2 separate regions of the Homo sapiens genome follow, and region 2 is linked to region 1. Evidence: read pairs that join two places in POLR2A ChIA-PET (ENCODE). Cell type or tissue: PC-3. All regions are shown on one strand. Links, peaks and the distances in the headings refer to the core of each region. The heading gives the core; the rest is flanking DNA. Region 1 overlaps LINC-PINT (long intergenic non-protein coding RNA, p53 induced transcript). Region 2 overlaps LINC-PINT (long intergenic non-protein coding RNA, p53 induced transcript).

What was found. Peaks named below come from ENCODE experiments on the same cell type or tissue, not always from the same donor. Only the 100,000 strongest peaks of a DNase experiment are listed, where the experiment ranks them.
Region 2: POLR2A ChIA-PET joins it to region 1 with 18 read pairs; 23 of 35 experiments call an interaction of 5 or more read pairs at or near these places.

What each region holds. Positions count from the first base shown.
Region 1 is chr7:130,941,876-130,947,140 of GRCh38, reverse strand. It overlaps LINC-PINT (long intergenic non-protein coding RNA, p53 induced transcript), which reads left to right. Exons shown (of 8, transcript NR_170176.1): 6 at 1,306-1,421. Among named protein-coding and RNA genes, the nearest start is that of LINC00513, 31 kb to the right of the region's middle. In PC-3, for the core only: no CTCF peak of the experiment used is centred there; DNase peaks (open chromatin) are centred at 3,360 and 4,840; H3K4me3 peaks cover 2,676 bases; H3K27ac peaks cover 4,104 bases.
Region 2 is chr7:130,888,345-130,893,839 of GRCh38, reverse strand. The region is part of intron 6 of LINC-PINT (long intergenic non-protein coding RNA, p53 induced transcript); the gene reads left to right. Among named protein-coding and RNA genes, the nearest start is that of MIR29B1, 14 kb to the right of the region's middle. In PC-3, for the core only: no CTCF peak of the experiment used is centred there; a DNase peak (open chromatin) is centred at 2,209; H3K27ac peaks cover 3,807 bases.

The DNA of each region.
Region 1 (5,265 bases), core at 266-5,265:
AATCTAATGTCTCCGTCTGCCCTTTTTAAGCTTTTTTAATGTATCCTAATCCAGTCTGGAGACCAGCTTGTCCCTCCCTTCTTCTTCACTTTCTTTCTTACCTGGCAACATTAGTATCATGTTTATGTATGATTTTATATTCAGCATTTGCACCCAATATTATATTTTGTCATTTCCAGTATCATGAAGCATTCTTCAAAAATCATGATTTAAGCGTACGAATTTTTACTGTGATCTGTTTAGTCACATGCTCCATTCCATCTTTGGATGTTTAAGTTGTTCCCGATTTTATGCTTTTGCTAAGTATGTCCTTGCCATAGTTATCTTCCTATGTATCTACGATTATTTCCTTAGGAGATATTTATAAACATCTTAGGAGTCAAAACAGTTTTAAGGCTGAAAAAATACATATATTGCTAATTTCCTCAAATGGTTGTCTCACCTCACTTCATGAGCTTTCCTTTTTTTGTTGTCCATCTTTGTGATCGGTGAAATGAATTTCGGTGTTTGCTCATGAAATCGAGCATTTTTTTTCATATTAATTGGCCTTTTATATTTTTGTGTGAATTGTCTGTTATTACATTTTACCTTTTACATTCAAATACTATACAGAATATTATCCTGTTACAGCTATTTTATTTTTTGCTTACCTTTTTATTTATTTAGAGACAAGGCCTCCCTCTGTCACCCGGGCTGGAATGCAATGATGCAACCATAGCTCACTGCAGCCTGGAACTCCTGGGCTCAAGTGATCCTCCAACCCTGGCCTCTGCTAGGACCACACATATGTGCCACCATGTCTTGCTAGTTTTTAAATTTTTTTGTAGGAACAGGATCTCACTACATTGCCCAGGCTGGTCTCCAAGCCTTGAGCAATCCTCCTGCCTCAGCCTCCCAGAGTGGTGGGATTACAGGTGTGAGCCAACACACCTGGCCTTTTTTTGCTTACCTTTCAATTCTGTTTGCTGTTTTTTGACATATAGGGGTTTTAAATTTTGTTGCAGTTGGATTACATTGCCTTTTGTTACTTTTTTCATTGCTTCTATAAAGCTAAATCTTCTTTTCCCATTCCAAATTCAGAAATAATTTTCTACTAATTTAGTTTTCTTCCTTTTTTTTTTCCTTTTATATTTAGCTCTTTAATCTCCACAGAATTAATTCTGGTGAATCTTATGAAGTAGGAGTTAATTTTACTTTTTCTAGAATATTATCTGGTTCTTGTGTTTATTCAGAATCCCAGTATAGCTGTGACATGAACCAAAACAAGTGATTTTTCTTATTTTAGTGCTTTGATTTTCCCATTAGGAAAAATGAGGAAGCTGTGAGTACCAGTGGAAGGAACGAGCCAGGAAGAGGGACTGGAACCATCTCAGAAGCCATGCCCCTCAGGCTGGAACTTGCCCTGTCTCCTCGCAGATGAGGTAGGAGGCTCAGCACGGGCTGGTGGGAGCAGCCCACAGCAGCAGTGAGGGTCAGTGGGCCTGTGAGTTAAGAAGAAGGTGGCACAGAGCGAGGGTCTCTGGATCCTGACTGTTTGACTTTTCCATGATTAGGATAAGTAGCCAGGGCTTGGCTAGTTGGAGAGTTACTCGAACCTCAGGTGACAGTTGTAAGGCAGCACATAGTGAAAAAGAGTCCTAGCCTGGGAAAGTCCAAAACCTTAGGTCTGGTTTCAGTTCACTCACCTATCTCTGTGACATAGCAAAGTCTGTTAATTTCTCTAATTTTCTGATTAGTAGTATAGTTGCAGGAATGAAATAAAAATGGTCCTGATTACTCAGAGATTCATTTACTGATTACTCTTTTTGTGACCTGAATAAAGAGTACAACATCTCTCAAAAGGTAACAATATGATGTTTCAGGAAATTAGAGAAGTTAAGAGACTTTGCTGTATTTACTATACAGATAGTTGACTGACAGCTGAGCCCGGACCCAAGATTCATTTATAAAATGAAGGAGTTGAGAAGTACATACTCTGAGGTTTATCCTAAATAAACTGAAGTCTAGGCAAGTGGCTGAGCTAGGTTTGCCATGAATCAATCTGCTGAGTATATTTCTTGGTAACTAGTTCATCTTTCCTTAATTCAGTCAACAAATATGATATCAAGTTTAGTAAGATGATGACAGTTGTCATGTAATACTCCATCTGGAAGATTGTATGCTTCTCAGCTTCCCTAACTTTTCTTAATCTACCTTAAGCTTCCTTTCTGAAAGGTTTCTGTCTTTCCTAACAGTCTCTTCTTTCCGCCAGCTACCTCTTGTGTTTAAGAATTAAAGGAAGATGAGCTAGGAATCAAGAAATACGCAGAACTGATTCCTGTCACTGGCGCCACCCTGCCACTTGCCCAGAGCTGTGGTATAAATTTTTTTAATAGGCTGAAATAAAAATATGAATAGCATTTTGGTATTAAGCATTAAATTGATAAAGGCTATGAGATACACCTGCTCTCAACCATGTTAATTTTTTATTATTGGTATTAATAAATTATTACTTACTAACATATTAACAAGAATTGCATTGAGAAACAAAGCATCCACAGGCCAAATCTTCTGAATTTCAAATGTTTATATTAATGCGTTGTATTCTAGAAAAGTAGAATTGTCTTAAGTAGCTTTGTAATATAAAGTCATCTATCAGCCCATTACACCTATTAGAATGTTTTAACCTTTATTTCCCACTTTTTTGTTTCTAGACTGAGTGTACTTGGTCTGGTATTTGTGGCATAACTTACGGAACACATAAGAATGATACAGATACTATTTAATGATGACCTAATACAAGCTTAGATAGCTAAGGTGAAAGCTTCTATGGCCTTAACATTTTCCTCTTGAAGAATGTATTTTCTGTAATAAAATACAGTGGCTACTTGAAATCTATAAACTTATGTGAGGTCTGGATAAATCTGAGCAACTTTCTTCTTTGTGCTCCAGGAACCTACGCACTATATATATAAATAAAGCTTAAGTAAACATCACTGCAATCTGTGTTTTGTTTGATTATATTACGTATTGCCTGATCTTTAAATAATGATGAAAAATAGCCTTTAACATAAACCATGAATGGATATGCACTTGAGGGAAACAGTTTCTTGGATAATTAAACTTTAATTTCTCACCGTGGATTCCTTGGATCTTGTAATATTTTTTAAAACAGTCCTGGGGATTTATTTTTAAGGCGTCCAAATGAATTATTAGTTCTCAAAAGCCATAGTATATTCATGGGTCGATATATCCTCAAAACACTATTTTTAAACTGCTTAGTTTATTTTTCTTAGCGTGCTCATCTGCTGCATAATTTTCTTTGCTATGTATGGGTCACATGCTTCCTCCCGTCCATAACTCACGCACTTAAAATTCTCACTTCCTGATTGAGCCATCAGATTACGTAAAATGTAAATCAGCCTGAATACCTAGGAGCAGGAATTTTAAGGGAGAAAATGCCGTTTTCTTTTTCTGTGTCATTATTAACCCTTAAATATCAGAGTGAGTGTCTGCTCACCTATTTGTATTTGGAAACGAGATACTGTTAGGGGTTTTTCTTGGCCCTTCCCTTTCAGATTGAATCAGACTTTGCTGCTTTCCTTATACAAAATAATGTACCAACTAGATAGACGGTGGGAGTGGTATCGTTGCAGGAATGAAACCAAAAGGGTTCCGATGATTGAGAGAGATTCATTTATTTTTTAACTCTTCTCATGATCTGAATGAAGAGTACAGCATCTATCAAAAGGTAACAACCTAATATTTCAGAATTGCAAGTGGCCATTTAGCCTTTCTGCTGCCTGATATAAATGAAAGTAATTCCTAGCAGGCAGGATGACACTTGTTTTATCACGAATCTGACAATCCAGCACATTTTCTCAAGCAATTTTGAAGTTGTCGTAGTAACAGCATGGCATTTGGAGGGTCTTTTTAGTAGTTCTTTAGCTAGAGTTAATTAATTGTATTAACTCTGGATGTTTTTCTTTTTACTCCTCTTTGACAAACAAGGGCTATAATTGCTCAAATATGTATTTTGTGTTCTATATTTTTTGGTGACTATAGTTTAAGGACGTGATGTTTTTAAGTGGTTTCAGTAAAAGGTTATCAGTTGATTTCAGACACATTAAACTTGGGTTTTTAATTTCTCTGTAAAATTCCACTATCATTGTAGGACCAGGATTTAGTTTTATTTAAGAAGTGAATCTGGGGAGATATTTGCACAAATTGAATTGTGGCTTGCTTCCAGTGGTTGCAACTATCCGTTGCTTTGATTTTGGTGTATTTAGAAAAAGAACTGGGGAATGCAGAAAGGGAAATGTGTCAGGCTTACAGGAGAAAATTGTTTCTTTAGAAATGCAACAGGCAGGCACACCACCAAAAGCATGTTCCATAAAAGAAAACAAATAAATTTGATTTTGTGAAACTTAAGAATGCAGTGCTCTTTGAAACTCTAAAATATACTTAAATAAATTCTCCCCTAGGAAGATTTGTGGGAACTTTTTATTGGTGGAAAGTAGGTTGGAACTTCTAGTATTAATAGTAAAACTCTGTGGCAGAAATTCTTGCCAATATGGCGGTTGGTGAGAAAGGAATCCCGTTTCTTGGGCAGGGAGAGGGTCAGAAGAAAGAATTGTCTGTACTCAGTCTGGATGCCGGGACTTAAAAAGTATCAGATATACAATGCTTTTGTTTTCTTGTATAAGTGAACAGAGAGATGTGACACTTCTAAAAGGTCTTGTGAGTTTTGTGGGTTTAATGCTAATGCCACTATCCTTACTGTTCTGTGAGTATTTGTTCAGCCACGGGTGATTCAAGAGAGTTGGGGTATCAGCATGTGCAGCCAACAGCAGTCCAGGTGCTAATGCACCACCGGTGATGTCAGGAGTTACGAGACAGCGGTTTCCAAACACTGCAGTAAACAAGGTCAAAGTGTCCCGTTTCGCTGGAAGAAGTTTTGTTTTTATGAGCTGGACAGTACATGGATGAAGTAATTTTTCAAAACAAACTTTAAATTTATACATGTGTTTTTTTTCTTCTTCTCTTTGGATTAAAATAAATTGGCCCGTTGAGATTAAATAATGGTTATGTTTTTAAGCAGAATTATATTTCATATGTTTTTCCAGTCTTTTATTGATTTTCTGTTTTTCACAGAAGAAATGAAAATAACTTCTGATGTAGGGTTTCTTAAATGCAGTTTGAGAGAGCAAGATAGGAACCAGTACTTTCAAAATATGGCAAGTGCAAGTCACAATCCCTAGTAAGATATTCCTTCTCATTTTGTGC
Region 2 (5,495 bases), core at 208-5,207, 53 kb after region 1:
AAAAATGTGGTTGCTTTTGAAAGGAGGTTTTTTGTTTTGTTTTGTTTTGTTTTTAAACGTCTAGCTTATTCATTACACCAGCGAATAGCAATGACCTCAGTCTAAAAAGCAAGTTAACCATCATCTCTCTCCTTGCCTGGGAAAAGAAGCCTTTATCTAAGTAGCCAAAAGATGGGCAAGGCTGACCACCCAGTCATTTCGGCTGATCAGGATTTTCCAAAAAACAAAAAGCTCTCTGTTTTCACAACTGAGTGACAACTCTTAGGAAATACTACCAGCTTACTCAGTTTGAGTAAGGCCATGGAGAAGTCTGGTGACAGTCAGTTGCCTGGATGCACATGTTACACATGGCTAACGATGCTGTCACCACTGGGAGCTTTCAGAATTGGAGAAAATAACACCGTGTCTCTTGCTTTCTGAACATGGAATTTTTAACTTTTTTTTTTTTTTTTTCTGGAGACAGAGTCTCGCTCTGGCGCCCAGGCTGGAGTGCAGTGGCATGATCTCAGCTCACTACAACCTCCACCTCCCGGGTTCAAACAATTCTCCTGCCTCAGCCTCCCAAGTAGCTGGGATTACAGGTGCCCACCACCACGCCTGGCTAATTTCTGTATTTTTAGTAGAGATGGGGTTTTGCCATGTTGGCCAAGCCGGTGTTGAACCCCTGGCCTCAGGTGATCCACCCACCTCAGCCTCCCAAAGTGCTGGGATTACAGGCATGAGCCACCCCATGCCCAGCTGGAATTTTTTAACTTAAAAAAAAAAAGTTTCAGTGTTTGTCCTTACCCATTATGTGCCCAGTTAGTTCTATACCAGTGAAAGTTCCCCCCAAAAGAAAAAGAAAAAGAAAAAAAAGACTGTCATTTTCTTGAGCAGCTTTCTTGAGCTCTGTGTGTGTATGCCTATGTCTGGGGCATACACAAGGACTCTGGCAGGCCCACTAAACTCTACCACGTAGTTGCCAGATATGCTGTAAACTGTCACCTGGAAGTTGGGATTTACTCTTTTATTTTTCTGTTTATTTTGCATGAGTACTGTATGTATAAAAAAGTAGCCACATATGGATGGTCAAAGGGTTTCCTAGAAATATGGATAGTCAGAGGGCTTCCTAGAAATATGGATGGTCAAAGGTATCCTAGTTTTTCAGGTAAACTCCACTAGAAACCAGAACCATATCCCAATTCCATAGCCTTTATTATTTCAGATCAATAGAAGCAGAATCAAAATGCATTTGGAGCTTAGAGGTCAATTGATTTGGAAACCACTCCGGTGCAAAGAATCTCTAGATTCATTGATTTTGGAGTATTGTTTAGGGGAAAAGGACTTTAAAGGCTGGGCGGGGAAGCTTTATTCCTTTTTTTTTTTTTTTTTTTTTTTTTTTTTTCAGAAGACATTTATGAGTTTATTGATTTGGCACATTTCCAGAGGACAATTCAGTGACATATACCAACATGTACAACAGATTCATCTTTTGACCCAACTTTTTCACTCTTTTTTTTTTTATTTTTTTTTATTTAATGTTTTTTTTTTATTATACTCTAAGTTTTAGGGTACATGTGCACATTGTGCAGGTTAGTTACATATGTATACATGTGCCATGCTGGTGCGCTGCACCCACTAACGTGTCATCTAGCATTAGGTATATCTCCCAATGCTATCCCTCCCCCCTCCCCCGACCCCACCACAGTCCCCAGAGTGTGATATTCCCCTTCCTGTGTCCATGTGATCTCATTGTTCAATTCCCACCTATGAGTGAGAATATGCGGTGTTTGGTTTTTTGTTCTTGCGATAGTTTGCTGAGAATGATGGTTTCCAATTTCATCCATGTCCCTACAAAGGACATGAACTCATCATTTTTTATGGCTGCATAGTATTCCATGGTGTATATGTGCCACATTTTCTTAACTTTATAACCTGTGTGGGGCAGGAGAATTAACCTGCTTTTGGATTAGAGGCTGCAAAAAAGCCAGTTCTGGTGACCACACTAAAAAGATTAATGAGCACTTAGCACCAAATTAAATACCCCCCTGCCCCCGCCTTTATGAAAGTGGAGTTCATAGTACAAATGTGACAGCGTTAAACATTGAAGCCATTCGAAGGAACCTGGGAAGTACTCAGGCACCGATGAGTTAAAAACACAGAGACATCCAGTAAGTGAGTTCCCGCTGGGCACGGGTCTGTTTATCTTGCCTTTCTGAAGTCAGAGCCAACATTCTTAATGGTTTTGAATGATTCAGAATGTTTCTTTTTTGGCAGGGCCAGTTTCCACGCATGGGCTTATGACTAAAACCCCTTAGGTGAGGTCCAAAGCAGAAACCAGCCTCACACTTAATGTCGTATTTCAGAATCATCTTATTTTAGAGCAAAAGGAAAACTATTAAATATAGCTTGCTTATTTCAGACATGAAGGGACGGAACCAGGGAGGCTTTGGTCAGCCAGAGGTCACAGGACTGGAGAGAGAGGCCAGCCCGAGGCAGACCTCTGGGTTCTGGGCCCAGCCCTCCCTCCTCTGCACCACACAGCTCTTGTCCAGACCTCGGAAGGAGGTTCCAGCGTGGCCTCAGCCTCCCGCTGGAAGAGGCAGCTTGCCCTTTGAGATCGTTTAGAAAACGACTTGGGTCAGAAAGGAGAACTTCATTTTTACAAAATGAAACAAATCAGTTATTTGCCATAGACAGCTTTTTCAAAATATCCTTTGCCAGTGTGTCGTGAATGTATTAGCTCTGGGACAGAAACAAGAATAATAACAATTCTATCTACTATATGCCAAAAGAAGAGACTTGATATACTTCTTTTTTTTTTTTTTGGATGAGAATGAACTTATGCCACACTAGTTCTTAATAAAACAAACTGAATCCTTACCACAGGAGAAAGAATTGAGCAATGTTCTAAGAACAGGCTGTCCTCTTTGGGGCACTGAGTGAATGTAATATTTAGAAGATGCCCTTGAAGCTCACAAGTGCCTCTTGGGATGGAGTAAAGGGGGAGAAACGGCGAGAGAACTCGGACAGAGAAGCTGTCCATGGGAGGAGAAGGCCTTGGGAAGAGCCATCGACTCACCCCCTTCCTGCTTGATTGAGGACTTTGGGAATCACAGATGCCATAGGAGAGAACCCATTTCTTCAAAGCCAGGAGGTGAACCGGCCCACCCCTGCTGTGCCCACCACACTACAGCCAGTAAGGGTTCTCCTCTGGACCTGAGCCACTGTCCCCAAGGGCCAGAAACCAGCCATGTGTGGCGTCCCCAGAAAAGGACATGAGCAGGTACTCAGCCCCGCCACACACATTTGTCTAAGGAGAGAAAGCAAGTCAGCGAAATGGGATCTGCACCAAGATCTCTGCACCCAGGGAGCTGCTGTGGAGTAAATCCTATTTTTCCAGGTGGTGTTTAAACAGCTGTCATTGATCACTTTGCTTTTTTTAATTGATTATTTCGAAACGTGTTTTCCCCCAAAGGATGTTAGTATGTCATAAATATTCAGTTAAGCAACTCCAGGATGATCTTTTAGTAGGAGGAGCTGTCTTTTGGTCCTAGTAACACTAAGTGCCATTTTTTCCCTCTTCTAAGCCCATGGAAACAACGTGGAGGAAAAATGATTATATATTTAGCTTCTAGCATGATTTTAGAGATAAATGACAGCCACCTCCCAGACCTCATTCCCAACACCTGTATTAATTTTTATTTTATTTTTATTTTTTTGAGACAGAGTCTCGCTCCATCACCCAGGCTGGAGTGCAGTGCTGTGATCTCTTAGCTCGCCTAATTTTTGTATTTTTAGTAGAGACGGGGTTCCGCCATGTTGGCCAGGCTGCTCTCGAACTCCTGACCTCAAGTGATCCACCTGTCTCGTCTTCCCAAAGTGCTAGGATTACATGCATGAGCCACTGCGCCCCACCTTGTCTTTATTTTTAAAGTAGGCAATTTATTTTAATTTTTTGTGTGTGTATGACAGGGTCTCGTTCTGTCACTGGAGTGCAGTGGCACCATCAAGGCTCACTGCAGCCTCAACCTCCTGGGCTCAAACGATCCTCCTGCCTCAGCCTCCCAAGTAGCTGGGACTACACTCACCACCACACCCAGCTACTTTTAAACTTTTTTGTAGAGACATGCAGTCTTGCTGTGTTGCCCAGGCTGGTCTCGAACTCATGGCCTCAAGCGATCCTCCAGCCTTGGCCTCCCAAAGTGCTGCGATTACAGGTGTGAGCCACCATGCCCAGCCCAGTTTATTTTTAAAAGAGCTACTGGCTGGGCGTGGTGGCTCACGCCTGTAATCCTAACACTCTGGGAGGCCCAGGCGAGTGGATCACCTGAGATCAGGAGTTTAAGACCAGCCTGGCCAACATAGTGAAATCCCATCTCTACTCAAAATACAAAAATTAGCTGGGTGTAGTGGGGCATACCCATAGTCTAGCTACTTGGGAGGCTGAGGCAGGAGAATCACTTGAACCTGGGAGGCGGAGGTTGCAGTGAGCCTAGATCGCACCACTGCCTCCGGCCTGGGCAACAGAGCAAGACTCTGTCTCAAAAAAAAAAAAAAAAAAAAAAAGCTACTGAAGAGAGGAGTTTCGCTGTGTTAAGACCACTGTGCGTCCATAATGGCCTTCCCTCAGATCTCTCTTCCAGGGAGCTAGGGCTGTCTACACATGCTCCGTAGAAACAAATGCACATTTTCTACACGGGAGTGAATTGGAGAGTCGTGGTGGTGATAGTTTAACTGAAATCTACCTTGGATTTTTTTTCTTCTCTGCTTTATATTTGTTTAAAAAAGCATGATCCAGCAAATGCATCAAATTAAAGCTGTGGGTACAGTTCTCCTAACAGAAAATCACACAGTAAGCTGGGACAATGGAACAGAAAGCAGTGGGTATTGTTTTCTTCTTAAGATTTTTATATTCACATTGGATGAGAATGTCTCCTAACCCTCCCCTTGCTGTTGTTCTTGGAATGGGTACCTTATTCATGGCCTCCTTACATAGAGGGAGCAGATTCAGGACAGAGGCTCTGCATGCTCCTGGGTCCCTCCTAAGCGAGCACTCCCCTCCACTGCTCCTCCTGTTCGGCATGCTAGATTTTCTGTGCACTTGCAGTCATACGGAAACTGGCTTCCTTCTTAGCTGTGCGTGTGAAAGTCACCCCAGTGTTTCACCTGCAGTGTGAGTGTAATTTGGGGTCCCATGACATGATCATCTTCCTTTTGATTTCTAAAGCTAGGGTCAGGGAAGGGGACTCGTTTTGAGCCAAAGGGCATTTTAAGGGCATCATTTCATATGTTCACTGTCTGCAGCCAACACTGCACTCTAGACAAATGGGTACCTTTATGTCCCATTTATTAAGACATCCTGCAAAAGGGGCTCCTGGCCCCTGTGGGAAGCTTGAAAGGAACAGACCATATCCTGTTTCTTTTTGCTCATACCTCTGTGGTGAGATCTTATTCTGACCCCATAGTCTGGTGCCATACCTGTGGGTCCCTGTATCTCCTAGAATTCCCCCTAT